Linked DNA regions of Homo sapiens: region 1 is linked to region 2. A link is an interaction called in ENCODE POLR2A ChIA-PET data of the cell type or tissue named here. Cell type or tissue: A673. All regions are shown on one strand. Each heading gives the region's core, and the rest is flanking DNA. Links, peaks and the distances in the headings are about the cores only. Region 1 has its middle 170 kb from the start of ZBTB20. Region 2 has its middle 120 kb from the start of ZBTB20.

Region 1 (16,475 bases), core at 5,130-13,129, 51 kb after region 2:
TTTCACACATGAAGTCCTTGCCCGTGCCTATGTCCTAAGTGGTAATGCCTAGGTTTTCTTCTAGGGTTTTTATGGTATTAGGTCTAATGTTTAAGTCTTTAATGCATCTTGAATTGATTTTTGTATAAGGCATAAGGAAGGGATCCAGTTTCAGCTTTCTCCATATGGCTAGCCAGTTTTCCCAGCACCATTTATTAAATAGGGAATCCTTTCCCCATTGCTTGTTTTTCTCAGGTTTGTCAAAGATCAGATAGTTGTAGATATGCGGCATTATTTCTGAGGGCTCTGTTCTGTTCCACTGATCTATATCTCTGTTTTGGTAACACTACCATGCTGTTTTGGTTACTGTAACCTTGTAGTATAGTTTGAAGTCAGGTAGCGTGATGCCTCCAGCTTTGTTCTTTTGGCTTAGGATTGACTTGGCAATGCAGGCTCTTTTTTGGTTCCATATGAACTTTAAAGTAGTTTTTTCCAATTCTGTGAAGAAAGTCATTGGTAGCTTGATGGGGATGGCACTGAATCTATAAATTACCTTGGGCAGTATGGCCAGTTTCACGATATTGATTCTTCCTACCCATGAGCATGGAATGTTCTTCCATTTGTTTGTATCCTCTTTTATTTCGTTGAGCAGTGGTTTGTAGTTCTCCTTGAAGAGGTCCTTCACGTCCCTTGTAAGGTGGATTCCTAAGTATTTTATTCTCTTTGAAGCAATTGTGAATGGGAGTTCACTCATGATTTGGCTCTCTGTTTGTCTGTTATTGGTGTGTAAGAATGCTTGTGATTTTTGTACATTGATTTTGTATCCTGAGACTGCTGAAGTTGCTTATCAGCTTAAGGAGATTTTGGGCTGAGACAATGGGGTTTTCTAGATATACAATCATGTTGTCTGCAAACAGGGACAATTTGACTTCCTCTTTTCCTAATTGAATACCCTTTATTTCCTTCTCCTTCCTGATTGCCCTGGCCATAACTTCCAACACTATGTTGAATAGGAGTGGTGAGAGAGGGCATCTGTGTCTTGTGCCAGTTTTCAAAGGGAATGCTTCCAGTTTTTGCCCATTCAATATGATATTGGCTGTGGGTTTGTCATAGATAGCTCTTATTATTTTGAGATATGTCCCATCAATACCTAATTTATTGAGAGTTTTTAGCATGAAAGGTTGTTGAATTTTGTCAAAGGCCTTTTCTGCATCTATTGAGATAATCATGTGGTTTTTGTCTTTGGTTCTGTTTATATGCTGGATTACATTTATTGATTTGCGTATATTGAACCAGCCTTGCATCCCAGGGATGAAGCCCACTTGATCATGGTGGATAAGCTTTTTGATGTGCTGCTGGATTCAGTTTTCCAGTATTTTATTGAGGATTTTTGTATCAGTGTTCATCAAGGATATTGGTCTAAAATTCCCTTTTTTGCTTGTGTCTCTGCCCGGCTTTGGTATCAGGATGATGCTGGCCTCATAAAATGAGTTAGGGAGGATTCCCTCTTTTTCTATTGATTGGAATAGTTCAGAAGGAATGGTACCAGTTCCTCCTTGTACCTCTGGTAGAATTCGGCTGTGAATCCATCTGGTCCTGGACTCTTTTTGGTTGGTAAGCTATGGATTATTGCCACAATTTCAGCTCCTGTTATTGGTCTATTCAGAGATTCAACTTCTTCCTGGTTTAGTCTTGGGAGAGTGTATGTGTCGAGGAATTTATCCATTTCTTCTAGATTTTCTACTAGATTTTCTAGTTTATTTGCATAGAGGTGTTTGTAGTATTCTCTAATGGTAGTTTGTAGTTCTGTGGGATCGGTGGTGATATCCCCTTTATCATTTTTTATTGCATCTATTTGATTCTTCTCTCTTTTTTTCTTTATTAGTCTTGCTAGTGGTCTATCAATTTTGTTGATCCTTTCAAAAAACCAGCTCCTGGATTCATTAATTTTTTGAAGGGTTTTTTGTGTCTCTATTTCCTTCAGTTCTGTTCTGATTTTAGTTATTTCTTGCCTTCTGCTAGCTTTTGAATGTGTTTGCTCTTGCTTTTCTAGTTCTTTTAATTGTGATGTTAGGGTGTCAATTTTGGATCTTTCCTGCTTTCTCTTGTGGGCATTTAGTGCTATAAATTTCCCTCTACACACTGCTTTGAATGTGTCCCAGAGATTCTGGTATGTTGTGTCTTTGTTCTCGTTGGTTTCAAAGAACATCTTTATTTCTGCCTTCATTTTGTTATGTACCCAGTAGTCATTCAGGAGCAGGTTGTTCAGTTTCCATGTAGTTGAGTGGTTTTGAGTGAGTTTCTTAATCCTGAGTTCTAGTTTGATTGCACTGTGGTCTGAGAGATAGTTTGTTATAATCTCTGTTCTTTTACATTTGCTGAGGAGAGCTTTACTTCCAAGTATGTGGTCAATTTTGGAATAGGTGTGGTGTGGTGCTGAAAAAAATGTATATTCTGTTGATTTGGGGTGGAGAGTTCTGTAGATGTCTATTAGGTCTGCTTGGTGCAGAGCTGAGTTCAATTCCTGGGTATCCTTGTTGACTTTCTGTCTCGTTGATCTGTCTAATGTTGACAGTGGGGTGTTAAAGTCTCCTATTATTATTGTGTGGGAGTCTAAGTCTCTTTGTAGGTCACTCAGAACTTGCTTTATGAATCTGGGTGCTCCTGTATTAGGTGCATATATATTTAGGATAGTTAGCTCTTCTTGTTGAATTGATCCCTTTACCATTATGTAATGGCCTTCTTTGTCTCTTTTGATCTTTGCTGGCTTAAAGTCTGTTTTATCAGAGACTAGGATTGCAACCCCTGCCTTTTTTTGTTTTCCATTTGCTTGGTAGATCTTCCTCCATCCTTTTATTTTGAGCCTATGTGTGTCTCTGCATGTGAGATGGGTTTCCTGAATACAGCACACTGATGGGTCTTGACTCTTTATCCAATTTGCCAGTCTGTGTCTTTTAATTGGAGCATTTAGTCCATTTACATTTAAAGTTAATATTGTTATGTGTGAATCTGAACCTGTCATTATGATGTTAGCTGGTTATTTTGCTCATTAGTTGATGCAGTTTCTTCCTAGTCTTGATGGTCTTTACATTTTGGCATGATTTTGCAGCAGCTGGTACCGGTTGTTCCTTTCCATGTTTAGTGTTTCCTTCAGGAGCTCTTTTAGGGCAGGCCTGGTGGTGACAAAATCTCTCAGCATTTGCTTGTCTGTAAAGTATTTTATTTCTCCTTCACTTATGAAGCTTAGTTTGGCTGGATATGAAATTCTGGGTTGAAAATTCTTTTCTTAAAGAATGTTGAATATCGGCCCCCACTCTCTTCTGGCTTGTAGAGTTTCTGCCAAGAGATCTGCTGTTAGTCTGATGGGCTTCCCTTTGTGGGTAACCCGACCTTTCTCTCTGGCTGCTCTTAACATTTTTTCCTTCATTTCAACTTTGGTGAATCTGACAATTATGTGTCTTGGAGTTGCTCTTCTCGAGGAGTATCTTTGTGGCGTTCTCTGTATTTCCTGAATCTGAATGTTGGCCTGACTTGCTAGATTGGGGAAGTTCTCCTGGATAATATCCTGCAGAGTGTTTTCCAACTTGGTTCCATTCTCCCCGTCACTTTCAGGTACACCAATCAGACGTAGATTTGGTCTTTTCACATAGTCCCATATTTCTTGGAGGCTTTGTTCATTTCTTTTTATTCTTTTTTCTCTAAACTTCCCTTCTCGCTTCATTTCATTCATTTCATCTTCCATCACTGATACCCTTTCTTCCAGTGGATCGCATCAGCTCCTGAGGTTTCTGCATTCTTCACGTAGTTCTCGAGCCTTGGCTTTCAGATCCATCAGCTCCTTTAAGCACTTCTCTATATTGGTTATTCTAGTTATACATTCGTCTAAATTTTTTTCAAAGTTTTTAACTTCTTTGCCTTTGGTTTGAATTTCCTCCTGTAGCTCGTAGTTTGATCGTCTGAAGCCTTCTTCTCTCAACTCGTCAAAGTCATTCTCCGTCCAGCTTTGTTCCATTGCTGGTGAGGAACTGCGATCCTTTGGAGGAGTAGAGGTGCTCTGCTTTTTAGAGTTTCCAGTTTTTCTGCTCTGTTTTTTCCTCATCTTTGTGGTTTTATCTACTTTTGGTCTTTGATGATGGTGATGCACAGATGGGTTTTTGGTGTGGATGTCCTTTCTGTTTGTTAGTTTTCCTTGTAACAGACAGGACCCTCAGCTGCAGGTCTGTTGGAGTTTGCTAGAGGTCCACTCCAGACCCTGTTTGCCTGGGTATCAGCAGCAGTGTCTGCCGAACAGTGGTTTTTCGTGAACCGCGAATGCTGCTGTCTGATCGTTCCTCTGGAAGTTTTGTCTCAGAGGAGTACCCGGCCGTGTGAGGTGTCAGTCTGCCCTACTGGGGGGTGCCTCCAAGTTAGGCTGCTCGGGGGTCAGGGGTCAGGGACCCACTTGAGGAGGCAGTCTGCCTGTTCTCAGATCTCCAGCTGCGTGCTGGGAGAACCACTGCTCTCTTCAAAGCTGTCAGACAGGGACATTTAAGTCTGCAGAGGTTACTGCTGTCTTTTTGTTTGTCTGTGCCCTGCCCCCAGAGGTGGAGCCTACAGAGGCAGGCAGGCCTCCTTGAGCTGTGGTGGGCTCCACCCAGTTGGAGCTTCCCGGCTGCTTTGTTTACCTAAGCAAGCCTAGGCAATGGTGGGCGCCCCTCCCCCAGCCTCGCTGCCGCCTTGCAGTTTGATCTCAGACTGCCCTGCTAGCAATCAGCGAGACTCCGTGGACGTAGGACCCTCCGAGCCAGGTGCAGGATATGATCTCCTGGTGCGCCGCTTTTTTAAGCCCGTCGGAAAAGCGCAGTATTCGGGTGGGAGGGACCGGATTTTCCAGGTGCCGTCTATCACCCCTTTCTTTGACTAGGAAAGGGAACTCCCTGACCCCTTGCACTTCCTGAGTGAGGCAATGCCTTGCCCTGCTTCGGCTCCCGCTAGGTGCGCTGCACCCACTGACCTGCGCCCACTGTCTGGCACTCCCTAGTGAGATGAACCCAGTACCTCAGATGGAAATGCAGAAATCACCCGTCTTCTGCGTCGCTCACGCTGGGAGCTGTAGACCGGAGCTGTTCCTATTCGGCCATCTTGGCTCCTCCCGACATTCGATGTTTCACCATCAAGTATGACATTAGCTGTGAGTGTTTCATCGATGTCCTTTATCAAGTTAAAGAAGTTCTCTTCTATTCCTAGTTTAAGTGTTTTTATCATGCAAAGTTGTTGGATTTTGACACATGCTTTTTCATTGTCTGTCAAGATAATAACATGGTTTTTGTCCATTATTTGATTCATGTGCTGTATTGATTGCTTTTTATATGTGGAAGCAACTTTTCTTCTGGGGTAAACCCATATTGTGGTGTATAATCCTATTTACATGTTGTTGGGCTCAGTTTGCTAATAATATTTTGTTATTGGTGATTTTTGCGTCTATATTTATGAGGGATATTGGTCTGTACTTTCATTTCTTGTGATATCTTTGCCTGGTTTTGATATCAGGGTAATATTGGCCTCATAGAAAATGTTAAAAGATTGTTTTGATAGTGTTTGAGTTGGTGTTTTAACATTAAATATTTTAAGTAAGACAGTGGTGCTGAAGCTTAACTTGGTCAGCGGTAATATAATTTTTCAGCGAGATCATTCCAAAGCATGGTGAATGGATTAGAAAATGCAGGTGAGACGTGGAGCCTGGGAGACCAGTGAGGAGTTAATGAAATGACTCAAATTGGAAAAGATAAGCTTCTGAATTGAGGTTGTGAGCATGAAGAGTTAAAGAAAGGACTAAGTACAAAACATATTCAGGAGGTATATGACACATCTTATTTCTATCTTCTTTAAGTTGTCTTTTCTTGGTTTTCAAAGGATAGGTATACAGGCCTTTGAGGTTCTTTTATTTTTATTTCTGTTGGTGCTACTGCTCTCCCTTTCTTTATGACACTGGTGTTAGGGAAATTATTATCTTTGCCTTTATAAAGCTGAGACCAGATGAATTTTAGAAAATAAACTTTGCTAAAGAACCCAGAGAAAAACAAAAGAGCAATAAGAAAACAAAGTGTGCACAAAATGCGTCAAAACACTATTAGTCAAACATATTACAGGTTTCTGACACCCCAGTAGCTAATTCTTAGCAGGCAAGCAAGCCCAGTACAAGGGCCTACCCTATACAAGGGTCAAACCCAGGAAATTCTTTTTTTTTTCTTTCCTCTTATGCCCCTTGTACCAGAGTTCACCTCCAAAGAGATTATCTATAAAAAATAATGAGTATTGCAGATGTTTGATGAGCCATTCTTGGTAAAACAATTGCACTTTCATTAAGAGTCTATCATCATAGAAAGAAATTGTCTGGGAACAGAGAGTCATTTTCTATATCCCTCAAAGAATAAGGTCACTTAGGAAGTCCTTTCTTTCCTATGTGGCAGTGTTCAGTCTCAGATATTCTGCATCTTGGTAGAGATATCAGCTGTCTCTTCTGTCTCCCAAAGGAGACAGAAAGTGATCTACTCATTTATTCATTAAACTAACTCTTTTTATGACAGCTCGCTATGTATCTGTCAGTAACTTGCTGGGCCTTAGGTTACAATAAAAAGGTCCATTCATTGTCTTTAGGAGGCAGGAGTTGAGGGGACCAGGGCCAACACCTAGAGGGTCATTGTAGTACAGTATGATGAGAAAGATGATAAAAGTAGATGTAGAATGCACAAAGAAAATACATCTCAGTTGAACATAATGTGAAGAAAGAGTGTCTTGGAAGGCTTCATGGAAGGAGCAATGGTTTGTCTTTGAATAATTTGTAGTGGTTAGCCAGGAGGAAAAAAAGGGGGAAATCACTACTGGGGAAAAGCATTAAATCAATTAACTAAAAACTACTTAGATTTTGCACTTATTTGCCTTCATGGTACACTAAAATTCTCTTTGAAGTGTCCAAAATAGTAAACCAACTAGTCAACTGATAGAACACTGGAATGAGGCTCACAGATTGCTTAGTAGAATAAACCCTTCCACAAATTGCTGTGTCTTCCTAAGCCTTAATTATTTTAACCTTAAAACAAAGGATCTGAACTCTATGACCTTTTCTGTGCTTGCATTGTATGCTCTTCCTAAGAGGAATAATCACTTCTCTGGAAATGTAGAGATATCCAGAAGGGGCTTTTTGGAGTATAACTCTAATCCTGGGATAGTTGGAGAGTTTTTTGGTGTGTGGGAATTGAGTGGACTGGAACTGTAGGTAGCCTCAAACGCAGTTCTGTGGCTTCAGCACCACTTATTTGGGAGTTGATCAGAGGAGGGAAAGAAGGTAGAGATGGTTGTAATGACTTGGGTTGTAGGTGATTCAGAAAGGAATTTGAAAAGTTTAGTTATTGAAGATGCTTTTAATCTATTGATTTACTTTTACCTGCTCTACACATAGTTTTTTCTGCCATTCTGGAATTCAGAAACTGTGGTCTTACATAGCAACAGTGGGGTGTGTGCATCTACTCAAAGCACTTATGGGCCAGAAATTCCATTAACTTGTTGTTGTTGTTGTTGTTGTTGTTGTTTTTATCCCTAAGGAATCCTTTATCTTGTTATTCCTGAGTTTTCCAGAAAGGAAATGCAGAAAGTGTTAACTGCAGAGATATCATTCTTGTGGAAGATGCCTATAAATGTGAATTGTATACCAGAAACACAAACTAGTGTCCTGGGCTTAGTGCAGGAAATGTTTGACTACATATGGCTACTATATTTAAAGATTACAAGTCATAATCTTAAACTAAGATTTAACATACAAATTTGAATTCCTAGCTTCTCTGTAAAATCAGAAGATTTGACAACATTGGATCCCTGATCTTAATGACAACAATTAGTTGTACTTGAGTAGTAGATGCCCCATTTATACGGGGGATGTGCTCATAATTTTAATTCATTGTGTTTCAGTTTTTCTACTTTTAAATTAGAGGATAATAAGGGAACTGCGTCGTATGGCTTTTTTTGTGGATTAAGTAAATCAATATCTCTAAATCTCCTCAAACCATGCTTGGTACAAAATAGGTGCTATATCAATGTTTGCTCTGCTAGTGATTATTATCTCTTCCCAATTAAACATAGTCTTCACAACTCTCTATTGTCTTGCATCCATCCTGAGTTACTCATTTCCTGCCTGGCTCCTATAAACATTTGTGTTTTGATCCCTGCTGTTGGCTTTTAACATTTGTGAATTTGACATCTGTGATTTTAACTACTCTAAAGCCACCCAAATATCCATGACTCATTGAGATTTGTGATTTTGTTGAAGCAATAATTAGAATCACTCATCTCGAAAGCCTGGTCAGCAGAAACAAACCACTTAGCCAGTGAGTGGGCGTAGCTCAGCATCCGCTTCTCATGTGGTGCTGTTGTTCTGTTTTATGCAATAACTCTCCTGAAGGGGTACCTAGAAGGGGATGTCTATTGTAGTACTCATTTGGCCATCAATCCATGCCCTCTGTGCACCTCAGGATCTATAATGTATCTTTTCACTGTGATATAATGTTATCCTTGCTTCCACAATAAACACTCTAATAAAATGCTATCCTGTGACTCAGAAAGTTGGAACATTTGAAAAATAAATATAATTCCAAATGCAATTGTGTATTCACAATTAGAAAAGAAGGAAAATGGGGATCTAGTTAGAAACTAAAGTGGCGGCACAGGGAGAACCCAAAAGCTCAGTTTTTTAATAGACCCACACTGAAGACAGCAAGAAGAGCATCAAAAGTGAATATAAAAAGAATGTCAGGCACCTGGAAAAACAGTCAAGGAAAGCAAAAGTCCAGCAGGAGTGCACTTAAAAAAATCAAACCAAGAGTAATACAAAGGGCTTGGGCTGAAGGAAGAAGAATATAAAGTACAGGTGAGGTCTGCTGCTGCAGAAAGATTAGCAGAGTGATAGAGACAAGGCAGAACTTCCTGAATCAGGTCTTGTGATCATCTTTTCTGGTAACTGAAGATGTCCAGCATTGAAATGGGTTGCCTAGTACAGTTGTGAGGTTTTGACCATTGCAAGAACTTCAGCAATGTCTAGAAAATTACTAGTCAGGGATGTGGTGCCACATAGCCTGGCTCTTAGATCTTCCTCTGCTCTGGTGGATGAGGATAATGAGCTCTGCAGGAAGGCCCTGAATCCCCCTCTTATACCCAGGAAGTATCCTAGGATGGACCCTACTTTCTTTTTTCCTATTGCTTCCTCTCTTATGTATGCCTCTCTTCCTACCTCCTTTAGATTAAGGTTTTGTTTGGCTCTAAGCTTTAGTTTCACTATGGGATATGATTTTTTCAGAGATCTCCTGGGTCTGTTTTACTCACCCAGAGTAAAACCACTCATCTAGGAGAAGAATTAGCATATATGTTATCATAAATCTAATGACCAAATGAAGGAATATCATTTTTTTCTTTATGTCAACGGGCATATTTTTCTTTTCTATTTGATGAGCTTTCACTGTAAGTAGGCCAAATTGCCCTTGTAGATAGGTTCATATAATTGGAAGACTATGACTTTATAGTATTTGGAGAAAGCAGACACACCTTCCCAGTAAGGGCTTGGGAGAGAAGGTGACTACAGAAATGGCAATAAAAAGGGGAAAATGTTATTTTTCTGTTGTCCCTCTCTCTTTATACTGGAGTAAGTTTCTTCTTGTTAGCAAGAAGGCATGCGGCTTGGTCTCCACCTCCCCGGTGGCAGGTCTTCAAAGACCAGAAAGGACTCTAAGGTTTGACCACAGCAGTATGTTGTGGCTGCTTTCAGGAGTCCTGCTGCTGCTGCTGTGACATTTCTCGTTGGCTTTACAGATTAGGCTGGAAATGTAAAGTAGAAATGGGCTGTTAGCTAAATGTAGCCACAGATACTGCCTGCCCAGCTCTTGGCTACTTTAATAGGAATTGCTGCTTGATCACAGGAGCATAATTAATGTGCCTCTCTTCCCAGTTGGCATGTTGCCTTTAAATAATTGGCTGAATATTTCCCTCTACAATTCTCAATTTCCTTGTCAGAAAATAATGAAATTCTTAAAATATATCGGAGTGATCATAATAGGTTACTTATTATGTGTATACTTTCAAGATACAGAGGAGTATTGCTGAAACCTCACATTGGAAAGGCGAGGTAGAAGGAAAGATAGCAGTTTTTTCTTGGCCTGAAAAGATATTTCTAGGGCATGGCATTCCATAGAATATGCTGAATGGACAGTCTTGTGAAACTCAAAGTCAAACAGTGAAGTTCTACTCTACTGAGCTGGCATTGTGAGTAATCTGTTAATCTCTGCCTGGTATCTTTAACTCTTTCTCTGTTTTTGAGCCTCTGCTAACATCTACTTCTTGGATTCTGTTTATTTCTCTTTCTCTTTCTCCTTCTGTATTCTGTAACTTAGCATCTGCACTTCAGTTTGTCTCTCTTCCATTCATTTTCACACTGGTCCCTTTTCCTCTGTCTTCTCTGTGCATATACCCACCTTCTCTGTGTCCATACTCTCCCCAGGCATTGACACGCCATGTTGATATCTTTTGCCACACACCTACGCCCATATACTTCCTGCACATGATGACTTCCATTGTGCCTTTGTTGGTCCTTGTGTCCCAGTGCTGACTCAGTGTGGCTCCCTCTATAATTCTGTGTTGGTGTCCACTTGGATCAATGCTATCCGAGGCTGACATGTAAACAAAGCACCACTCAAAGTTGATCCCATAGAGCATAAAACATGGAAAAAGATCTGGGGAAAGAGAGGCAATGCTATGTGACTCCAAACTCAGTAACAATGACTCTTTACCCTCAGTGTTCTTCATGAGTTACTTGGCACAGGAAGTCTTTTTAATGAGCTCTGAGTTCTTCCCCCACATTAAATGTCTCAGTTCAGAAACTGTTCGTTTTTGTTTTCTGCTTTCTATTATTTGTACAATGATCTAAATGTTTTAACTTCCATTTGCATGACTTTCCAATTTGTTCTGGTATTTATCTTCCAACTTAAAACTTTCCCCAGGGAGAGTTAGTTCCCTTTTTTCTGTTCCACCAAAGCAATTTGTTCATATTTTTATTGTGTCACTTTCTCATGTTTTATTATAATTACATGTTTACATATACCACTTTCTTTCAATTTTCTATTCTATTTTCTTTTGGTCAATGCCCAGAAGACTATACAGTCACAAAAGAACTGACTTCTTTAAATGTGTGGTAGAATGTGGTCACCACTGTCCTCCAGAAGCCCCTAAATTGATGGAAATAGAAAATTCCTAGTTCCTGCAGTGCAGGTTTAGACTTTTTTTTAAAGCTGCACAATCTGAAATAAAGGAATCACGTAAGCAAGACTTTTGTGCCCAGAACCCTTGCAATGAGTCTGTATAATGCTCCTTGCCAAGAAGCATAATTACTGCCCTACGTGGAAGCATCAGTTATTTCTAGGCACTTATGTGGCCCTTCCTATAGGGCAGTAGATAAAATCTTTGGAGACTCTTGTTTTGGATACTTTGATCTGTTGGTTCCTTTCCCCATGCTGACTGCTGGCCAACACATCACTCTAATGTAGGAGGGTCCTCAGGAGCTTTGTCCCCTGGGAAACAGAAAGGGTCCTCAGGTAGCTTTGTTCTCTCTGATACAACCCTTTGTCTCCATAGTTCTCATATCATTTTGATTTTTGAGAAAGCTTGGGCATAGAACTGGTTAATGTCCGTGAGTTTTATCCCCTTATTTCCTCAAATCTAGGCTTTATCTTTTTAGACCTGGTCTAGAATAAAATTTAATAAATGAATTTGCCATAAAATCAGTTTGGTGTTTTAATTTTTATTATACTCACAGGTTCTGCCCACATTCAAGGGTAGATGATTCTTATATGGGTAGTATGCACCAGAGGGTGAAAATCCATTCTCATCAATTTTTAAAGTATTTTTGTTTGAGACTAAAGTTGGTAATATTTTGCATGGCCTCTTCAACCAATACAAATATATTGATCCATACTTACTGCTGTATTAATGTACAAAATATAATTCCTTCACTTAAGGAGTTAATCATAATCATGTTAGAAAGAAAGAACATTAGATAGGAAGAGGGGAGTTAAGGTAATCTATATGAGCTGTATGAAGCATATGCAAATACTGTAAAACATAGTATGTTAGAGGAATTAGCAGTCTGGAATAGTATAGACAACTTCGTGGGGAAAGGGGATATAAATGAGGGACAGAAGCAAACATTGACCTGTGTAGAATTTTTATTCCTCCACTGGTTACTGACTTTAGGTACTCAGGAAATAGAGCACAAAACAGGAAGAATGACAGACAAAATAATTGAATTCATGTGGTCAAGGGTGCCATTTACAAGACAGTCACGGTGGAGAGCACAGGTGTTGAGGGAGAGATCTGTAGGCAGTATGGGGAGAGCTGCTGTCCGAGGTTCTGAACTACAGTTGGTTAGTTCTCCTGTCCTTGCCTATTTGTCCAAACTCTCAGGAATGCTGAACCAGGTTTGGGCAGAGGTGTTGATAGGAGAAATGGGAGAAAGGGAAAGAAGATAGGGAGCAGGGAGTAAGAGATTTTTTTTCCAGTGAAATAACCACTAAGAGCTATGACAGTTTGCAAATAATTGCAAAGATGGGGGGGGAAAGCCATAAGTAATCTCAGACTAAATGTTAGATAACTCTTATCAATTTTCCATCCCTGCATAACAAACTTCCACAAACTGGGTGGCTTAAAACAACACAAATTTGTTATCATAGTTTTCATAAGTCAGGAATGTAGGCACAGGTTAGCTGGGTCTTTTTTCAGGGTCTCATAAGGTATAAACCAATGTGTTAACTGAATTCCTTTCCTTCCTAGAGCCTGGAGTCTTCTATCAAGCTCAGGCAGTTGTTGTCAGAACTCTGTTCTTGTAGTTTAGGACTGAGGTCCCCACACTCCTGCTGGCTACTAGCCAGGGACCACTCTCAGATCATAGGGGCTGCCCACAGTTCCTTGTCACATGGGTCTCCAAATCTTTATAACTTTAAGAAGGATCTAGTCATCTTTAGGAGCTCACTTAATTGAGTTAGGTCCACCCAAACAATCTTCTTTTTTATTAAGTTGAAGTCAACTGATTAGTAACCTAATCATAGAAGTGATATTCCATTATATTGACAGGTTCTGCCTCCACTCAAGGGGAAGGAATTATATAGGTTGTGCACATTAAGGAGTAGAATCTTGGGGGGTCATTTTAGAATTCTGTCTACTACAATGAGCAAAGGAAAAAGAAACTTGTGTAAGAACTTCCATATTAAAATTATTTTGGTTGCAAGTGGCTAGGTCAATCATAAATAACAAGTTAAAAAGGAACTCATTGGACATATGCTAGACTATCTTGTAGATTCCCAGGAAGAGTTGAAACACTAGCCTTTGGGAAGAGTAAATTCTGGGGAAACTCTAGAGACTTCAGTTAATAGAACATTTTTCCACAGCACCAATGCTTGACTTAAAATAATTTGTGTCTCTCAGTTCAAAAATATAAATTTTTCTGAGACAGAATTTAGGAATAGGTATCCACCTTGAATCAATCAAATACAACTGAGGGAAGACTCTCATACTATAGACATAGCTTATGGATCCATGCCTGTATATTGATTCTAGTTATCAGAAAAATTGTTATTATTGTGAAATTTCCAGCTACCCTAAGATGAGTCTATGTCACAAGTGAGGCAGAATGATGTGATGTTGGCAAGTATCAACAATTGTATATAGACAGCATGAGAAATATCTTCGAGGTGGAAACAGTGATTAAAGCGTTATTGTCAGTTGTTAAATTAACATACTAAAAATTTTGCATTTTATTTTTTTCTATTTTCACTAGCTTTCTTCAAATTTTTAATTAATATATCTATTTTATTTTTATTTTGCATTTCCAATACCCCCATTTAAATACATTTAACCACAACTTATATAGTTTTATTTACTTTCAATAGATTTAACATGTTTCCAATAATAGGATACTTACCCTTCCCACTTTGGAAATTTGGATGTAGGGAGGAGATATTCCCTGTTCTCCAAGTACTCTTATACTATGCCACACTTGTGAGATGGATAAAAATTGATAAGCCAGGAAAAAGTAATTTGGAAAAAGTTTTGGCATTTTGTGTTAATTATACCTGTCATTGGAACACCCTCTCTGCCATCATACTTTAGCTGTTTGACACAGGGGGATTTGACATGACAGTTTCTGATGTTAATAAACAATACTGAAAAATTATATTTGTTGTGCTTTTGCTGAAGCATGGATTTGAGTCATGTGTACTGAGAGATTTAAGGGTAGTGGTGAGACACTGTTGGTAAGTGAGCATAGCTGACCACACAGATTGTGAAAGCTTTAAACATTCATTATGTCGTTACTTCTGTTACTGTTACTTAATGCTGTTGTAGATTTTATAAGGTAGGAGGAATTAATTGCAATAGTGATATTCACCTTGATTCATTAAAGTCCCAGAATGTATTTATTTTATGATATAATGGCTTCATGTATAGTTTAACATTCATATAATAGTTAGATTATAATGTACTTTTCTATACATGATCTCTCTTGATTCTCACCATAATGCTTTGAAGCATTCAGATAAACCTTGTTCAGAGAAAAGAACTCAAAGGAGGTTCAAACAGAATGTATCAGATTCTGGAGCAGAATTCTTGTCTTTTTGACTTCTACTCCTGCATCTTTTTCCCACAAGAATAAAAAAAAATGATGCCTTTGTATCTGTCTGAAGTGTGACTGCTGAGGAAAATAACAAAAGCCCATATTAACATACCTGTGAGTCTCAATAAATATTCATTGTGATGTTTAGCCCATTTTTTTCTCAATTGGGAGTCCATAGATCTCTCAGTTAAATGTGGAATAATCCTAGTAATGTTCTTTCTCTGTGGGCTTTGTTCTATAGACTTTGAAGCACAACCAAAATAGACTCATCCATTATAATTATTTTTACTTTTATTTCCAATATGGGCATCAGGGAGAAAAGATACTGAGCAGTAGAAGAGAAGTGATGAAGAGCTAGTGACAGGTTGGGCCTTAGGGGAATCCCTGGGGGTCCTACAATGCAAGACACCAGCCTTAATTAATAGAGAAGTGAATGGTATACAATTGTACACATATTTTGATTATATCTTCTGCTCCTTTGTTAAGTTAAACAAAAAATACTGGACATGAGTATGTGTGTGTGGGAGTGGTGTTGGTGACAAGGAGGGGTGGAAAGGTCAATGGTACATAACTGTTCCTATAGTCCTTGTTTAGCCTTGAACAATCTTATGAGCTAGTGGTTAGTCTGTTGACTCACAACCATGTTCTTCTTCTAGTTGGTTGATGGGGCAGGGGTTGTCTTCTGTAAGTGAGAAACAAATGAAATATGAATGCAGTGCCTCCATTTTGTATAGTTTATAGATACAGTAATGACTACTTAAACATAATGTTGCCCTAGGGCTCTGTGTGCTCCTGAAAGTCCATTGTGTTTAAGATGTATATAAAGCCTTAAGGCAATATTGCACCATCAGAGAAAAGATTTTTGCCCAGGCAATAAACGTATTGCTTTAGTGTCCTTCCACATTGTCAAATCCTTTGTATTAATATCCTTTCCCACACTTCTGTCTTTGCCACCTGTGATGTAGGTTTTAAAGAAAAGGCCTCCCATCTTGAGATGATTTTGTGATTTAGTGAAACTGTATCTTTGGTGCTTTACTTGCGCTCTTTTTAGTGTTTAGTATTTTAGTTTTTGGATTTCCTTCTCTTCTCTTCTCTTCTCTTCTCTTTCTTTCTTTCTTTTTCTTTCTTTCTTCTTCTCTTTTCTTTCTTTTTCTCTTTCTTTCTCTCTTTCTTTCTTTCTCCTTTTTCTTTCTTCTTTCTTTCTCTCTCCTTCCTTCCTTCTTCCTTTTCTTTTCTTTTCTCCTTCCTTCCTTCCTTTCAGCACAACCATTTTTCCAAGGTCTATTGAAAAGAAAGATTATTTTATAAATGAAATCACAATTAAATTGTGGTGATTTGGGGTGAGTTTTCGTTGGAAATTGAAAGTTTAATCAACCAACTGTTCTTGAACACTGGGTTATCCTTTCATAGATGAGGAAGTGGGTTCAAAGGAGGTCAGGAACTTAACTAATTAGTAAAGGATGTTAGTGAGATTTATCTTGCTCACAATTCTGATCTGACTTCATTTCTTGGTAATGCTTGTCATTGAGAAAATAATTTTTATAGACAGAAATTCTAATAATGGACTTTATGGAACTCTAATAGATGAGGGTTGAGAGGTCTTGAAAAGAACTCTCAGATTGGATTGTGTTTACTTATTATGTTCAAGGAAACCCCTACTGCGCAGAACAAGCTTTGGTAATAAGCAAATCCTGCTTCTCTCCCTTCATTAGGGAGGGCTCATTGAGGAAAAAACAAAGTAGCAGTGAGCTAGAGGTACAGAAGCACCTCTACTATGCAGTCTTGAAGTCTTTTGTTTTCTCCCTGCACTCATATG
Region 2 (16,475 bases), core at 4,196-12,195:
GTCTTGCTTAGTTTGTAAGAAAAGAATGGAAATCATATGTTCTTACTAAAGGCCAGTTATCTTTCCATGATGTTTTAAACTGACAGACCAATAACAACAAAGGTGAACAAAGGGTTAAACTCAAACCCACCAGAAATATTTGGAGTCCAAAACAGAGTGAATGGTGGTGGATGCTATCTTGTAATTATAATCTGTATGTCAAAATAAGACAATCCTGTTGAAAGAATTAACTCGAAAGTGGAAAGCATGGGCAAAATGAGGAAGTTGTAAAAGATAGTGCTGTACAATAGCTTTTGTTGTTGTTGTCACTAGTAGTGGCATTCCTTGTTTTTTAACTTTTCAAAATATATGGGTAACATAATACTTATTCTTGAATTCGTCACTCTTTTAAAACAATTGTTTACTGTCTCTCATTTCTTCTGTGTCTTTAAAACATTTTATATTTTCCTTGCTTCTAAGGTATCTCTACGGCCATAATCAGAAACTCCCAAACTTCACTGTAGGTTTTGATGAGACACCTGTAATTAACTCCCAGCAATGATTGCCTAATTTAAATTGTAAACCCCTGGGACAAGCACTGGGTCTAATTATTCATTCTGTAGCCTACCTTGAGCAAACTTTCAGAACATCAAGCCTGGCTGTGGTCCCCTCTCTCCTGCCTGCCTTTATGTGCTGGTCCTCTTGTCGGTAAAACACTCTGAATGGAAAGTAAGGCTACAGCAAAACAAGTGAGCATAGAGCTTTATTAACAGAGGAACCTGATTTCATCTCTCTGCTTCAACTCCTTAGTCTCTGACTTCTTTATTCCACATGACTCTGCAAATCTACGTCTGAACTTATATTCTCCTGAAACCAGAACGGATGAAACTCATTAGGTAATGCCAGCGCTCTTTCTGATCTTCACCTCAAACCTCAGGAAACAAAGCCAAGCATGATATCCTCAGCTTTTATCTCCCTCATTTTTTTTTTTTTTTTTTTTTGCTTAGGCCTGGAAAGTTGCAGATAGGATGCACCTAAAATTGGAGTTTAGGAGGCATAGTTTTTCAAAGGGTTTTTACTAGGCAGGAAATGCCGTATCTTAAAGGGTAGCAGTGTGTTCCTATAGCTGGTACAGACATCTGAAGTAATTTAAAACCAACATGAATGATAACCAAATTTTCGGCCTATAAATTTACAACCAAGAAAAAGGAGTGGGCAATGATCAGGATTGCATATTCATTGTAGGAAAGCAATTAAAACTTAGATAATTCGGTATCTTTTGGACTTTGTTGGCTAACCAACAGCATAATAAATCACAAAATTATTATTTCAATGATTTAAATATATAACTGCAGCTACAACTTTGGAAATGTTGAATGGATAAATGAGGGCCTATGCTTTGGTCAGTAAAATGTAAGGCTTTGCAGTTGGCACCCTATGCCCAGCTTCTCTTCCTGGCACGGCTCTAGAATGGCACATACAACTTCCATCAGCACCGGCGTGTTCGTCATTTAGCATTTAGGAACACAGTGAATAGCAATTATCAGCCAAATAGCTGGGAAGTGAAAATGACCTAGTAATCAGAGTAAATATACATTTTGTTGTCATAGTATAATGTGTAAATATTGGAGAGGAATAGCAGAATATGGACATGCAGAATCTTTCTTTTAAGGCCTTGTATGAACGCAAATACTGTCTTGGCTCTCTGGCATGCTTTTGGATGACAGCTACTAAACATGCTGATTTAGTAAGTAGTAGGTCATCTTAATCATTTGCTCACTTACAGGTACCATGACCAGAAAAGGCATTGCCCTGATTTTTTATAAATCCTAAACTTGGCTCCCAATGACCAGGAGACATATGGAGAGATGATAGCAGCTTGGTGGGAGTTCAGACATTATAAACCTTGCACAGCCAGTTGCTTTAGCTGCTTATTCCAATCCAGCTGTATGTTAATTTTACAGAATCCTTCTTCCTTTGTTAAGCTGGAAAAATATGAAAAGCCACCAGTGTCATTTTGTTTATATTCATCTTCTCAGCAAATCAGATGGGGATAGTATCAATGTTGCAAAATGTTGCTAAACTGAGCACCTGGATTACATGCTGTGCTAAATAGAGACAGAGAAGAATAGGCAGAAATTTTATTTTAGAAACCTTTATGAGTGCAATATCCTGGGAAAATTAGGCTAACTGATGGGATTAGTTTATTAGCAAGGTTCTAAACAACAGACACACATAATTTCCCCACTTTTAAAATTAAGGGCTAACAGACTTGGAGAGACTAAATCAATAATGCCTCTATAGCAGAAGGTAAAAGAAAATGATGGTGGTAGTAAATATTTATTTTTTGTAGGCACTCAATATCCTTTTCCAAATTTCTTGAAACTTTTTGCTATTTTGGGGGTAGGAGGGAGTGGATCTTCTCCTTGCATTGAGTACAGTGTTGGTATTGGCAAATTCAGGTACCTGTCTCGTCTCTTTGGAAGTATGGGCTTCCCTGAGGTTCTTTCTGTCAGATTCTCTTTCTTACAGCTCCATGACAGGCAAGCAGTGAGCATGTGCCCTAAACTTAGCTAATTGCTCTCCTAGAAAACAAAACAAAAGGCTGAGTCCAATCATTCTAGGAGAGGATGTCCACGGAGATACTGCTGAGACTTTGGAAGGTACCTGGCTCTTGATGGTTTCTTCAGTCTTCTTTATGATCATGTACATTGTCCCATAGCTTCCTAATAATACAATTCTTGCTCAAATTAAGTAGGCTTGCTTCTGTTGCTAGCAACCAAAGAACCTTAATTAATATAGTTTTTAAATTCTACTTAAAATGCTGCAAATAACTACTTCTCACCAGAGCAGAGGGTCAGAGAAACCACCATGTTTGGGGTAGATCTTTGGTAGTAAGAAGGTCAATTGGAATATAGAATTATAATATTCAGACTGTGTAAATCATAAGGAAAATCTTAAGATCTCAAAATAGTGGTTTCTGCCCATGTTTCTAGATCTTTCTCTGCTTCATCTTCTCACTGTTTGATTAATTAGGATGGAGTTGAGCCATCCATACTTTTTGGCCTAAACAAGGCCCAATACATAAGATAAAAAATTACTAATGAAATCTTGATTCAATGCATACCCAAAATGTAATCTATAATCAGGGAAGTTTGCAAAGAAAACTGCACCTACTGTGCCCAGGGAGAATGGTTTTCCTTGTCAGTATCCAAGCAGCAACCAGGGAGTTAGGCTAGTGCAAAAGTAATTGTGTTTTTTAATTTTTTTGTCTCTACAGAACTCTAATATAAAAATATTTCTTAACTAGGATTTACAAATTTTTTGTCTTAGCTGCTGCAGGGAGTCAAACATAAGGTACTGTTTCTGCCCACAGAGAGCACATAACTTCTTTGAAGAAGTCGCCAGACAAACTAGAAAGTTCTGAGAAAGACGATAGGGGCTGGATGTGGTGGCTCATGCCTGTAATCCAGCACATTCGGAGGCCAAGGTGGGAAGGTCACTTGAGCCTAGGAGTTCAGTACCAGCCTGGGCAACATAGCAAGACCCATCTCTACAAAAAAAATTTAAAAAAATTTATCCTGGTATGGTAGAACATGCTTGTGGATAGCTCACAGTGCTATCTCCCAGCTACTTGGGAGGCTGAGGTGGGAAGATCACTTGAGCACAGGAAGTTGAGGCTGTAGTGAGCCAAGATTGTGCCACTGCACCCTTGCCTGAGCAACAGAGCAAGACACCCTCTTAAAAAACAAAAAAGAAAAGAAGATGGATGGGAAGACTTTGTAGAGAAAAATAGAATTCTTTTCTTTGAGAATTACTGTTCACCTTCAGTAAGCAGCTGATTTCACAGCTCAGGCTAGACCTAGATGGTGTCACTGCTTCTTAAGGCCAGTGGTCTAGCTGATTTTATCCAGGATGGCCTCTGCCAAAGAGGACTAGGGCTGACTTTAGCCATAGGTAGGGGTGTGTGTGTGTGTGTGTGTGTGTGTGTGTGTGTGTGTGTGTGTGTGTAGGGGAGTGACAAAGAGAAGATAAACATCTGTGTGCTGTTTTCCATTAGTTTCCCTGAAAGCAGCAATGGAAGTCAAGTGTATCACAAAGCAATTTCCTTCCTAAAGTTGTAAATTGCTGTGAGGAGGAAATTTGTGAAAAATTGATAGTGATGTACAAATAATAAAACAAAATGTTTGAACTGGAGCCCAGGAGATGAGCATTCCTCTCTATTCACTTATTCTTTCTTGTGGCCAAGCATGTCTGATCCTTTTAGAAGGGCCGTTTGCCGATAAGTCTAATCCCTGATATTTATTAGGTCTATTTGCATGTGGCTAAATCAGCTAAATTAATTATATTTGCTTGCTCTTATTCTGTGGAATAAGAAAGCAGTAAAAGTGGTATTTTTCCAAGTTAACATTCTGAGACAGCATGAGAAAGAATTAGGATTCAGAATAGAGAACCCAGAAATAAGACTGCACACCTACAACCATCTGATTTTCAACAAACCTGACAAAAGCAATGGGGTAAGGATTCCCTATTTAATAAATGGTGCTGGGAGAACTGGCTAGCCATGTACGGAAAACTGAAACTGGACCCCTTCCTGACACTGTATACAAAAACCAACTCAAGCTAGATCAAAGACTTAAATTTAAAACCCAAAACTATAAAAACACTGGAAGAAAATCTAGGCAATACCATTCAGGACATAGGCATGGCAAAGATTTCATGACGAAGATGCTGAAAGTAATTGCAACAAAAGTAAAAATTGACAAATGGGATCTAATTAAACTAAAAAGCTTCTGCATAGCAAAAGAAACTATCAACAGAGTAAACAGACAACATATAGAATGGGAGAAAATTTCTGCAATCTATGCATCTGACAAAGGTCTAATATCCAATATCTATAAGGAACTTAAATAAATTTACAAGAAAAAAACATTAAAAAGTGGACAAAGGACATGAACAGACATTTCTCAAAAGAAGACATACATATGGCCAAGATATATATGAAAAAAGCTCAACATTACTGATCATTAGAGAAATAAAACCAGTATGAGATACCATGTCACACCAGTCAGAATGGCAATTATTAAAAAGTCAAAAAATTCCAGATGCTGGCAAGGTTGCAGAGAAAAAAGAATGCCTTCACCCTGTTGGTGGAAGTATATATTAGTTCAATCATTGTGGAAGACAGTGTGGTGATTTCTCAAAAACCTAGAGACAGAAATACCATTTGACCCAGAAATCCCATTACTGGGTATATATGCAAAGAAATATAAATCATTCTATTATAAAGACACTTGTACATGTATGTTCATTGCAGCACTATTCACAATAGCAAAGACATGTAATCAAACTAAATGCCCATCAGTGACAGACTGGATAAAGAAAATGTGGTACATATACACCATGGAATATTATGCAGCCATAAAAAGGAATAAGATCATGTTCTTTGCGGGGACATGGATGGAGCTGGAGGCCATTATCCTCAGCAAACTAATGCAGGAACAGCAAACCAAACACTGCATGTTCTCACTTAAAAGTGGGAGCTAAATGATGCGAACACATGGACACACGAGGGGGAACAACACATTGGGAACTGTCAGAGGGTGGGGTGTGGGAGGAAGGAGAGGATCAGGAAGAATAGCTAATGGATGCTGGGCTTAATACCTGGGTGATGGGATGACCTGTGCAGCATACCATCATAACATGTTTTTCTGTGTAACAAACCTGCACATCCTGCACATGCACTTAAAATAAAAGTTGGAAATAAAAAATAAAATAAACACAAAAAACAAAAAAAGTAGGGTTTATGATAACATTTAAACCTTTTACTACCTTCATTGTAATAAAATGTAGGAGACAAACTATTCTCCTTTGTTTTCTTTTTTTTTTAACCATGTAATGTATTTTTATTTATATTATATGTACAAAAAATCTGAATTCAGCATTTTGTTATAGAGTTAGGACAGGTGTTTGTGAAATTTCAATTTGTTTTTTTTTTATTATACTTTAAGTTTTAGGTTATCCTTTGTTTTCCAATGGGGAGAAACAAAGTAACCTTCCACATATGTCTCTTAAAGTCAGAGTTGGAATAGGAAGTCTCATCGAACTTCAAAACAGCTTGATTCACTAGGGCATGTTGCCTTCCTCTGAGCATAAAATAAAAATAGCCCAACTTAATCAAACAATGTTTGCCAAGTTCCAGTCTTTAGGGAACTTTTATTTTTATAGTCAAGAGTAGCACACACTTTATACTAGGCAATTTTAATGGCAGTATTGGGACAATCTATACTATTGCTTCACAAATGGAGTACAAAAGCCTGTGGGTATATTTACCTATTAAAAGTGGTGTTAGAGAAGGAGAGCCGATCACACTAGAAAATAAATGCCTGGTCACTGCACCCATTTGGGAAAAATCTCTTGTTTGGTTCTGAAACTGAAATATCATTTGCAATGCTTTCCCTTCCCTGCTAGTCCTTTTAACAATAGTAAATTATAACTGCTACGAGGCAAGGACTACATCTTGTCTCTGCTTTTCAGAGATAAATGTTTGCTGAATGAGTGAAGAGATGAATGTGTAAAATTATAAGCAATCTTTAAGACAAAAAATATTTTATATCTCTCTGAGTAGCAAGTAAGAAGTATATAGCCAAATTGAATCCAACAGTAATGTAATTATAGTGTTTTTTGAGTAATGTAATAATAGTTTTTTGAATAGGTGCTTCATATATACTAGTTGATGTAATCATCAAAATAAGTCTATGGACTAAGTATTATTGTTAGTGCTATCTCACAGATGAAAAACTGTGGTACAGTGTGATCAAGTCACTTACTTATTGTCTCACAGCTAGTAAAGGGAGGAAGAAGGATTGGAATCCAGACCTAGTGCTGCTGCTATTTACTTACAGTTTGGTACACAAATTGCCATGGCAAATGCCCATCAGAGCATGAGGGTCTCAGCTGAAGTGCTTTACATAGATTACTAAGTAGGTGTACACTTTACCTGGACTATCCACATCATGTCATGAAGACCCCAGTCTTTTTTCCCCCAAGAGGGACCTCTGGAAAAATGAAATCCATCAGTTTGATTTCATTCAAGACATGGAAAAATATTTACTGAAAAGTCAACAAGTAAGCAGCCTGTAGATAAATTATAGAATTTCAGAGAAAACTTTGTAAAAGTGAGCATTCCAATGTCACTGCCAGCTTCTGGAGAAAATTTAGTTCCCATTTTCTTGGGTAGTTCAGGGACAGGGCAGCACTGTGGGAGACTCGGACTTGGATTCTTTATAAAATGAGACCCTTCCCATTTTTTTGTTTTTTTTCTGAATTACGGTTGGCCCTGGCCTGCAGGAGAGTCCTCAGATCTCTGTATAATATCATCCTGACATTGGAATCATTTTTACCTCTCAACAGCAAGTTGGAGAGCCTTTCCATAAGGATTCCTTTTTACATTGGATCAGTGAGACACATAAATTGTGTCCACTTCTCCCCATCACCTACTTCTATTTGAAACAAACACTGGGCAGGAAGAGCCCAATTACCTAGGTTCACAGTGAAAAAGAAAGGTCATTTCCATTTCCCTTCTCCCATCACTGCTGAAGTGGTGTTCCCTGCACTGAAGTTTGCTTGTTCTGGAGCCTGCCTTCGTGCTGCTAGGGGTGAGCTCTGACGGAAGAAAGGACATTTAAGAACACAGAATCCTGGTTTTCTCTAAGCAAGATACTTAGAAAAGAAAGAGATAAATCTGTAGTTTGATTTAACTTGGCTTTTGTTCCATGAAGGTTTGTTTTCTTTTTGCACCTTTTTATTAATGCATGTGAGAACCTATTTTGAAAGCTATCAGGCAAACTTACTTGGCCCTAGAAACTCTGATCCAGGAGAAAAATCCCAAGAAAATGTCATTGTGTGACATGACACAGTATGATGAGGGCGCTAGAATCAGGGGGTGCAGAGGTGCCTTGGGATGTCTAGGGAGGGAGGATGACACAACAGCAAAGATGAGCCAGTAGGTCTTAGAGACTGGCGGTGCGGTGTCTTAATTCTGCTTTAGTGTACAGTCCTTTGGGGAGGTCACAATCTGGATGAAAATCTGGACACTGTCCATTTCTACCATCTTGTGTTTAAGTAAGAAGGGAAATAAAATGGGCCCTCAAGCTCCACCATGACTACTTCCCACAGAGTGCCACACACCCCATTATTAGTACAATTCCAGAAATATGTGTGATGCTTTCCGTTGCCTCTAACTTGACAAGTGTGATTCGCAAATCTCTAAAGAATTCTATTCTGCTAAATATTCAGGAGGGTGTCTGACAGAGTGAAAGAAGGAAAATTAAGCAGAGAAAAAAAGGGCCAGGCAAGAGAGATAAAACATACAGTTATTGGAATTTATAAAATAGGAGATAATGTTATTCATACCAAATATTTTATCATATTGGGAAAAAATAAATCTACCATATCAATTAACATTTTGTCATTTTTTCATCAAACTTAATATTTCAGAAAAAAGGATAATCAGTTTATGACAGCATGATTCCTTTATAAGTCCTTTAATTTTATTTTATTTAGAACATTTTTGGGATAAGTAATTTGGAGAAAGTATTTCTGTTTCCTAGTGAGAGGAAAACTCCACCTCTTTTTTCATGGTGTGATGATTCTAGTCCAAACGCAATGAATTTCTGGAAATGGCAAGTGAGACACTTGTTGCCATGGTGATTGTTAATAGTTCTGACTCAGATATAGTGTTGCCATAGCAACTGCATTGAAGCCCTTGGGTGGTGGTGCGGTCTTTTTTTTTTTTTAATCAGCAGAAAGAGGCTAGGAAGAACCATTTTAGTAGCTTCTTGCTGCACTGCGGTGACGAAGCTTTCAAGGCTATTTCATCCAGATGAAAGATCATCCTGTTCCTGCACTGATGAAACAGATATGTTACACTGTGCAGGATAAATATAGTCCCATATATCATAGTAGCAAGCACATTATCTTCCTGTTAATGAATTCTAATTTTCTGACTGTAATGGTTTCTAATAACACAGGTAGTCTCAAGTGAATATCTTGAAGAATCCTTAATGTCACTGCCAATACAAAAAAATTAAAGGTCAAAGACTGAATAGGCCCAAATCATGGAGAGGTAGACAGTTTTAGCTTTAATGCATCCCTATAAGGACAAGGCACATGGCTGACAAAGCATTTTGAAGGTCCTTTTGGAATGGTTGGGGTTTGGTCGTCTAGACTGAATGCTTGTATACCACTTTACATATATACCCAGTTCTTTTTTTTTTGAGACGGAGTCTCGCTCCGTCACCCAGGCTGGAGTGCAGTGGCGTGATCTCTGCTCACTGCAAGCTCCGCCTCCTGGGTTCACGCCATTCTCCTGCCTCAGCCTCCCGAGTAGCTGGGACTACAGGCGCCCGCCACCATGCCCGGCTAAATTTTTGTATTTTTAGTAGAGATGGGGTTTCATCACGTCAGCCAGGATGGTCTCAATCTCCTGACCTCGTGATCTGCCCGCCTCGGCCTCCCAAAATGCTGGGATTACAGGTGTGAGCCACCATGCCTGGCCCCAGTTCTTAAAGTAATGATTGGCATGCAGGAAATCCCCAATGAATCAATTTATCAGGTAATGGATAGTAGTGTTTATTTGTCCCGAAGACCATTCATATAACTTGGCATTGTTTTAAGGCCTTTACTACATTCTTTTGCACTTAAAGACAAGTGTGTTAAGCAGATCTGTGTTCCTGAAAAATGGATAAATTGATGCAATTTTCTTATGTCAGGGACTATTCCCGCTTTCCAGTGTGAACTATCCAGGATCTGACATTCTCAGAACCCTTAAACTTTCATTCAGGTGTGTGAAACCGCTGGAATTGAATTTAAATGCAATCCCTTTGTGTAGCCCTTTCTGTAGTTAGCAGATTAGAACAAGTCTCTGAGAATGTCCTCGCTGCTGAAACAGTAGTTCAAAGTGATGGGATAGCAACACTGGCTAAACTCTAAGATTGGCTTCTCTCATATTTAGTTCACTCTCAACTGCCCCTTATTTTTGTTTTCTTTCTTTTTTTTTTTTTTTGAGACGGAGTCTCGCTCTGTCGCCCAGGCCGGACTGCGGACTGCAGTGGCGCAATCTCGGCTCACTGCAAGCTCCGCTTCCCGGGTTCACGCCATTCTCCTGCCTCAGCCTCCCGAGTAGCTGGGACTACAGGCGCGAGCCACCGCACCCGGCCAGGAAGATTTTTCTTTTCTTTACTTTCAACTCTCATGGTCTGTCCCTTGATTCACAAAAGCTAGCTCTGTTTTAGATAAAAAATTGGGCGACCCCAACATCTATCTGTTGCTTTTTCATGGTAGCCCTCATTATGTCTTCTCCTCTTTTCTCTTTCCTTTTTCCCAAACAATACCAGTTTCTTTTTGAAAAATCTTTTTTTTAAATTGTCGTTTAAAACACATAACATAAATTTACCATCTCAAACATTTTTAAGTGTACATTTTAGTAGTGTTAAGTGTATTCACATTGTTGTGAAGACTTCTGTCTTATTTTCTAATTTTTATTTTTAAGTTCTGGGGTACATGTGCAGGATGTGCAGGTTTGTTAAAGAGGTAAACGTGTGCCATGGTAGTTTCCTGCGCCTATCAACCCATCACCTAGGTATTAAGCCCAGCATGCATGAGCTATTTTTCCTAATGCTCTCCCTCCCCCACCCCACCCCGCAACAGGCCCCAGTGTGTGTTGTTTCTCTCCCTGTGTCCATGTGTTCTCGTTGTTCAGCTCCTACTTATTATACCTGGTTAAAAACTTGTAACACAAGACAAGAAGGTGGAAGTAATGAGGACGTGGGAAGGGGAAGTTTAAGTGTAGTCTCTACAAGTGAAATATGGTTGAGAAAAGAGGCAATATGAGTAGAGTGCTGGCTATAGTGTATATGAACTCTGTACAGAGTGTCAGAAAGCCGGGAATGGGCCATTTTAGCACAGTAGAAGTTCATAGAAATCCAAGTAAAACAGTTGCAGACATCAACCCAAATCAGTTGTATATCTGAGAAGAGGATTTAGCCAGTGCTTAAGTACAGGGAGTGGGAGGCAACATGGTGACTCTGGAGGAATATTCAGCACAAAGGAAATAACAGTATTTTGAAGTCTTAAAAGAAAAGGCAGGCATAACTTTGAAAATAATTTAGTAACATTCAGAAGAAAATTTTAGAAAATAGACTTTTTTTGTTTTTTTTTGAGACAGAGTCTCGCTCTGTTGCCCAGGCTGGAGTGCAATGGCATGATCTCAGTTCACTGCAACCTCTACCTCCTGGGTTCAAGCGATTCTCCTGCCTCAGCCTCCTGAGTAGCTGGGATAACAGGCGCATGCCACCATACCTGGCTAATTTTTGTATTTTCAGTAGAGATGATGTTTCATCATGTTGGTCAGGCTGGTCTCGAACTCCTGACCTTGGCATCTGCCCACCTTGGCCTCCCAAAGTGCTGGGATTACAGGTGTGAGCCACCGTGCCTGGCTGAAAATTGACTTTTCTTAGAAAATGCAAGACTACCTTTAGGAAAGAGCATAAATCTGAAAGCACTGTAGGATAAGATGCAAAGGCAGATGGATGAAATAACGCTTAACATGTCTAACACTGTGCCCAGCCCTATGGATTTGAATAAATCACCCTTAACTAAGAAGCCATTGAATGTTAACACATACAAATGCATAGAAATCAAGACAGTATGCGATTACCTGTTAAGGACCTATAAAAATGACACAGATTGTTTGTGCTCTGGGCAGTCGGAAAAAGGTGAGATCATTGTTATCTGGAAGTATCAGAGAGAGCTACAGAGTTTGGCTCAATAGGAGAGAATTGGGGATTTAGAAAGGGACAGGGGCACGAGCAAAAGCTTTTACTTGTTTTGAGCAAATGGCATCCTCCTCAAACTATCCTCAGATAATCTTATTCTTACAGTCTTATTCTCATAAATGTTAACATTTCAAAATCTGACAGCACTTTCTGCTCACTATCATCTTACCTGGACTGCTTCTGATCCTTTTAGACTAGGTTCAGTTCACCTATCTCCTGTTCACAGACTCCTCTCAGGCAGGATTGTAAAACATTTAATGTCTCAATCATACATTTGTTTTTCTAACTGAAGTCCAATCAGGCATTTTTCTGGCAATCTCCTATCATAATAACTTTGTATGGTAGTCAGGGTTGATGATAATCATTCCATTTCATAGGCAAGAATGCTAAAATGTTAAAAAATTTTCATAGACTTTCCTTCCATAAAGCAAGAAAATTTAAGAGTCTGGACTTATATCCAGAGTTTTTGATTCCCAGTCTCAGGCTCTTTTGGCAACATTATTAACTGAGCAGTAAGAATAAGGGAAGATAAAGGAGGTAGAAATGGGCAAGTAAATATGTTTGATTATTTTTTTAAAGATGGGAGTAGGACTATGAATGTTTAAAGACACCAAGAAGAAACTTGTCCCACTGCCTTCAAAAGACATATCTACCCTAATTATTTATTCAGCTATGGATAAAGGATGTTAACATTAGAGTGTCTTTTTTTTTTTTTAAGGAAAAAAGAATGTCACGTGTTGGAATTGTGACACAGATTTGGCAATCACAGTTATGGCAATGGACAGTCAAGAAAGTTACATCATATTCACTTACAAGGCAGAATAGCATGCTCCTTATGGCTGCCTTCTACAGTGCTGCTAACCATGGTTGATGTAAGGCAGTTGTAGCCACATCTTATTGATAGTAGAGAACTGCTATGGGAAAGCAAGATTCTGGGATGACCAGAGGGATGGTGTGAAGTTTTCACATAACAATATAGTAGTTCAGTGTAGTCAATCTGGCTAACAATCTGATGTGACATTTCTCAATTCATTTTATTCACATGTATAAAAGGGTTCTTGTACTTTCTTGATACATACACTTTTGATGGTTGAATACATTTTAAATTGCTTCAATCTGAAGTCTTCCTTTCTTATTTTTAATATTTTCTAGCTTTAGCAATCATCGTATGCTCTTTGTATGTCATGGACTTTTATACACATTTGATTTTTTAAAAAATCTACAATCTCAATAATTCCATTGTCACTTCTCCCTGTTTGAAAGGTGTGTGAGGAGGACTCATACATGGGTGTGTAAAGGACATTGGTTCTGTGAGAGCAAACATGGTAACTCTTCATTCATTACCCATGAAAACTTAGCTAAACTTGATCACATTTTCAGAGTGAACAGTTAAAAAAAATAACATGCTTTTTAATTTTGTTTTCTTGTACCCAGAGAATTACGATTCAAACTTTAGGAACTCACAGTATTGACAGCATTTTAGACTTAAAGAGAACCAGGATGCTGGATAAGCCTGACTTTTAGGGCTTATCTCATATTCCACCTTGAATGACTTCCCACTGTCAGAAATAATAATTCTGAACCCTAGAAGCAGTTGGTAACCCTCTCATTATTTTAATGTGCTTTGGATATACATAATAAAATATGTGATTTTCTTCCTTTCTTTTCCATTGAATTAACACTAATTGGCCATCGCTGTCTAGCTGCTGGTTCCATGTTGGCCCTGTAACCCCTAATTCTCTTCAATATTTAGGCTCTTAGCAGAGAGAGCCATCTTACCTGATAAACAGACATGGGCCCATCTCCTTGAGGACAACTGCAACTGCCTCAGAATTATATTTGTTTCCTAAGGCTGCTGTAACAAAGTACCACAAACTGGGAGGTATAAACAGCAGAAATTTATTGTCTCATAGTTCTGAAGGCTATAGATATTCAAGATCAGAGAGTCAGCAGGGTTGGTTCTTTCTAAGGGCTGTGAGGCAGCCTTTAATTTTTAATTTTTGTAGGTACATAGTAGTTGTATATATTTATGGGGTACATAAGGTATTTTGATACAGGCATGCAATACATAATAATCACATCAGGGTAAATGGGGTATTCATCCTCTCAAGCATTTATCTTTTGTGTTATAAATAATCCAGTTATACTCTTGTAATTATTTTTAAATGGACAATTAAATTATTTTTGACTACAGTCATCCTGTTGTGCTAGCAAATACTAGGTCTTATTCACTCTTTCTATTTTTTTTGTACCCATTAACCATCTCCACTGCCTCCCCACCCCCACTACCCTTCCCAGCCTCTGGTAACCGTCTTTCTACCTGTTATCTCCATGAGTTCAATTATTTTAACTTTTAGCTCCCACAAATAAATGAGAACATGCAATGTTTGTCTTTCTATGCCTGCTTTATTTCACTTAACATAGTGACCTGCAGTTTCATCCATGTTGTTGCAAATGACAGGATCTCATTCTTTTTGATGGCTAAATAGTACTCCATTGTGCATATGTACCACATTTTCTTTAGACATTCATCTGTTGATAGACACTTAGATTGCTTCTAAATCTTGGCTATTGTGAATAGCCCTTCAATAAATGTGGGAGTGCAGATATCTCTTTGATATACTGATTTTCTTTCTTTTGGGTGCATACCTAGGAGTGAGATTGCTGGGTCTTATAGTAGTTCTATTTTTAGTTTTCTGTAGAACCTCCAAACTATTCTCAATAGTGGGTGTATTAATTTATATTCCTACCAACAATATGCAAGGGTTCACTTTTCTCCACATCCTCGCCAGCATTTGTTATTGCCTGACTTTTGGATAAAAACCATTTTAACTTGAGTGAGATGATACCTCATTGAAGTTTTAATTTGCATTTCTCTGATGAACATTGATATGGAGCACCTCTTCATGTACCTGTTGGCCATTTGTTTGTCTTCTTTTGACAAATATCTATTCAAATCTTTTGCCCCCTTTAAATCAGATTATTAGTTGTTTTTCCTATAGAGTTGTTTGAGGTCCTTCTATATTCTGGCTGTTAATCCCTTGTCAGATGGGTAGTTTGCAAATATTTTCTCCCATTCTGTGGGTTTTCTCTTCACTTCCATTTCCCCCATTCTGTGGGTTGTCTCTTCATCTTGATTGTTTCCTTTGCTGTGCAGAAGCTTTTAACTTGATGTGATCTCATTTGTCCACTTTTGCATTGGTTGCCTGTGATCGTAGGGTATTACTCAAGAAATTTTTGCCCACTCCAATGTCCTAGAGAGTTTCCCCAGTGTTTACTTTTAGTAGTTTAGTAGTCTGAGGTCTTAGATTTAAGTCTCTATAACATTCTGATTTGATTTTTGTATATAGCAAGAGATAAGTGTCCGGTTTCATTCTTTTGGTAAAGGCTTTTATTTAATTAATAAATGAGAAAACCAGTAAGATGTGACAACTAGTTCCCAAAATGATTTAAACACCACACATGTGGGTAATAAGAAGTAAGTTTACAAACACATGCAAAACTGGTCAATATCATTAGGCAAAATTTCACCAGAAATAAAAATCATTTGCTTTTCTATGGACAAGAGTCATTTGCATTACTTACAGAGTTGTAAAACACCTTAAAGACAATAAAAGGTGCAGGCTTCTCTGAATGAAATAAATGGAAAGAAGTGCTTTACAGAATGGCAGGTAATCTATTTTTGTCCATTTCAATATCCTTTTCAGTTTTTCTGACATAAATATTGGAGTCCTTTGTCTCAAACAGAAGGTTCTATGGAATCTCAATTTATAGCCCATAGGAAAAGCAGAAATGAGGCAGTGGCCGCAGTAGTGGCAAGAGGATGAACAACAAATTTGATGCTTTGAAAGATGACAACAATAGGGACCATGATCAGAATGAAGAAAGCAGCACACAGAAAGATACTGAGAAAGAAAAAACACAATGGGACAAGAATAAGAGCAGTAACAAGAGGAAGGCTGTTGTCCCTGGACAGGCAGAGCATCCCCTGCAGTACAACTACACTTTCTGGTACTCCAGGAGAACCCCTGTCTGTCCCACCAGCTCACAGAGTTATGAACAGAATATCAAACAGATTGGCACCTTTGCCTCTGTGGAGCAGTTCTGGAGGTTTTATAGCCACATGGTATGTCCAAAGGATCTGACAGGCCACAGTGACTTCGATCTCTTCAAAAAGGAATTAAACCCATGTGGGAGGATAATGCAAATAAAAATGGTGACAAGAGGATTATTTGGCTGCGGAAGGGCTTGATCTCCCATTGCTGGGAGAATCTCATTTTGGCCATGTTGGGGGAAAAGTTCATGGTTGGGGAGGAGATCTGTGGGGCTGTGGTCTCTCTTCACTGTCAAGAGGACATTATTTCAATATGGAAAAGACTGCCAGTGACCAAGCAACCACAACGTGAATCTGGGATACACTTTGGCGAGTGCTTAACCTATCTCCCAACACCATTATGAAATACAAAACTCACACCGACAGCATCAAAACGCCAGGCAGCCTGGGCTCCCAAAGGCTCCTTTATCAAAACCTCTGGAAGCTGCGGTTGAATGTGCCATGACCCTCTCCATCTCTGGATGGCACTATCCTTGAAGCTGGTGTCATTAGAGTCTCTTGTTCTGTTGGTATGCTACCTGGAAGATCCTTCTATCCTGGACAAG

What was found. Peaks named below come from ENCODE experiments on the same cell type or tissue, not always from the same donor. Only the 100,000 strongest peaks of a DNase experiment are listed, where the experiment ranks them.
Region 1: POLR2A ChIA-PET joins it to region 2 with 7 read pairs; 2 of 35 experiments call an interaction of 5 or more read pairs at or near these places.

What each region holds. Positions count from the first base shown.
Region 1 is chr3:115,313,359-115,329,833 of GRCh38, forward strand. No RefSeq gene overlaps it. Among named protein-coding and RNA genes, the nearest start is that of ZBTB20, 170 kb to the left of the region's middle. RefSeq lists an enhancer at 4,779-5,377. In A673, for the core only: no CTCF peak of the experiment used is centred there; DNase peaks (open chromatin) are centred at 8,243 and 10,873.
Region 2 is chr3:115,263,486-115,279,960 of GRCh38, forward strand. It overlaps the pseudogene EIF4E2P2. Among named protein-coding and RNA genes, the nearest start is that of ZBTB20, 120 kb to the left of the region's middle. In A673, for the core only: no CTCF peak of the experiment used is centred there; a DNase peak (open chromatin) is centred at 8,706.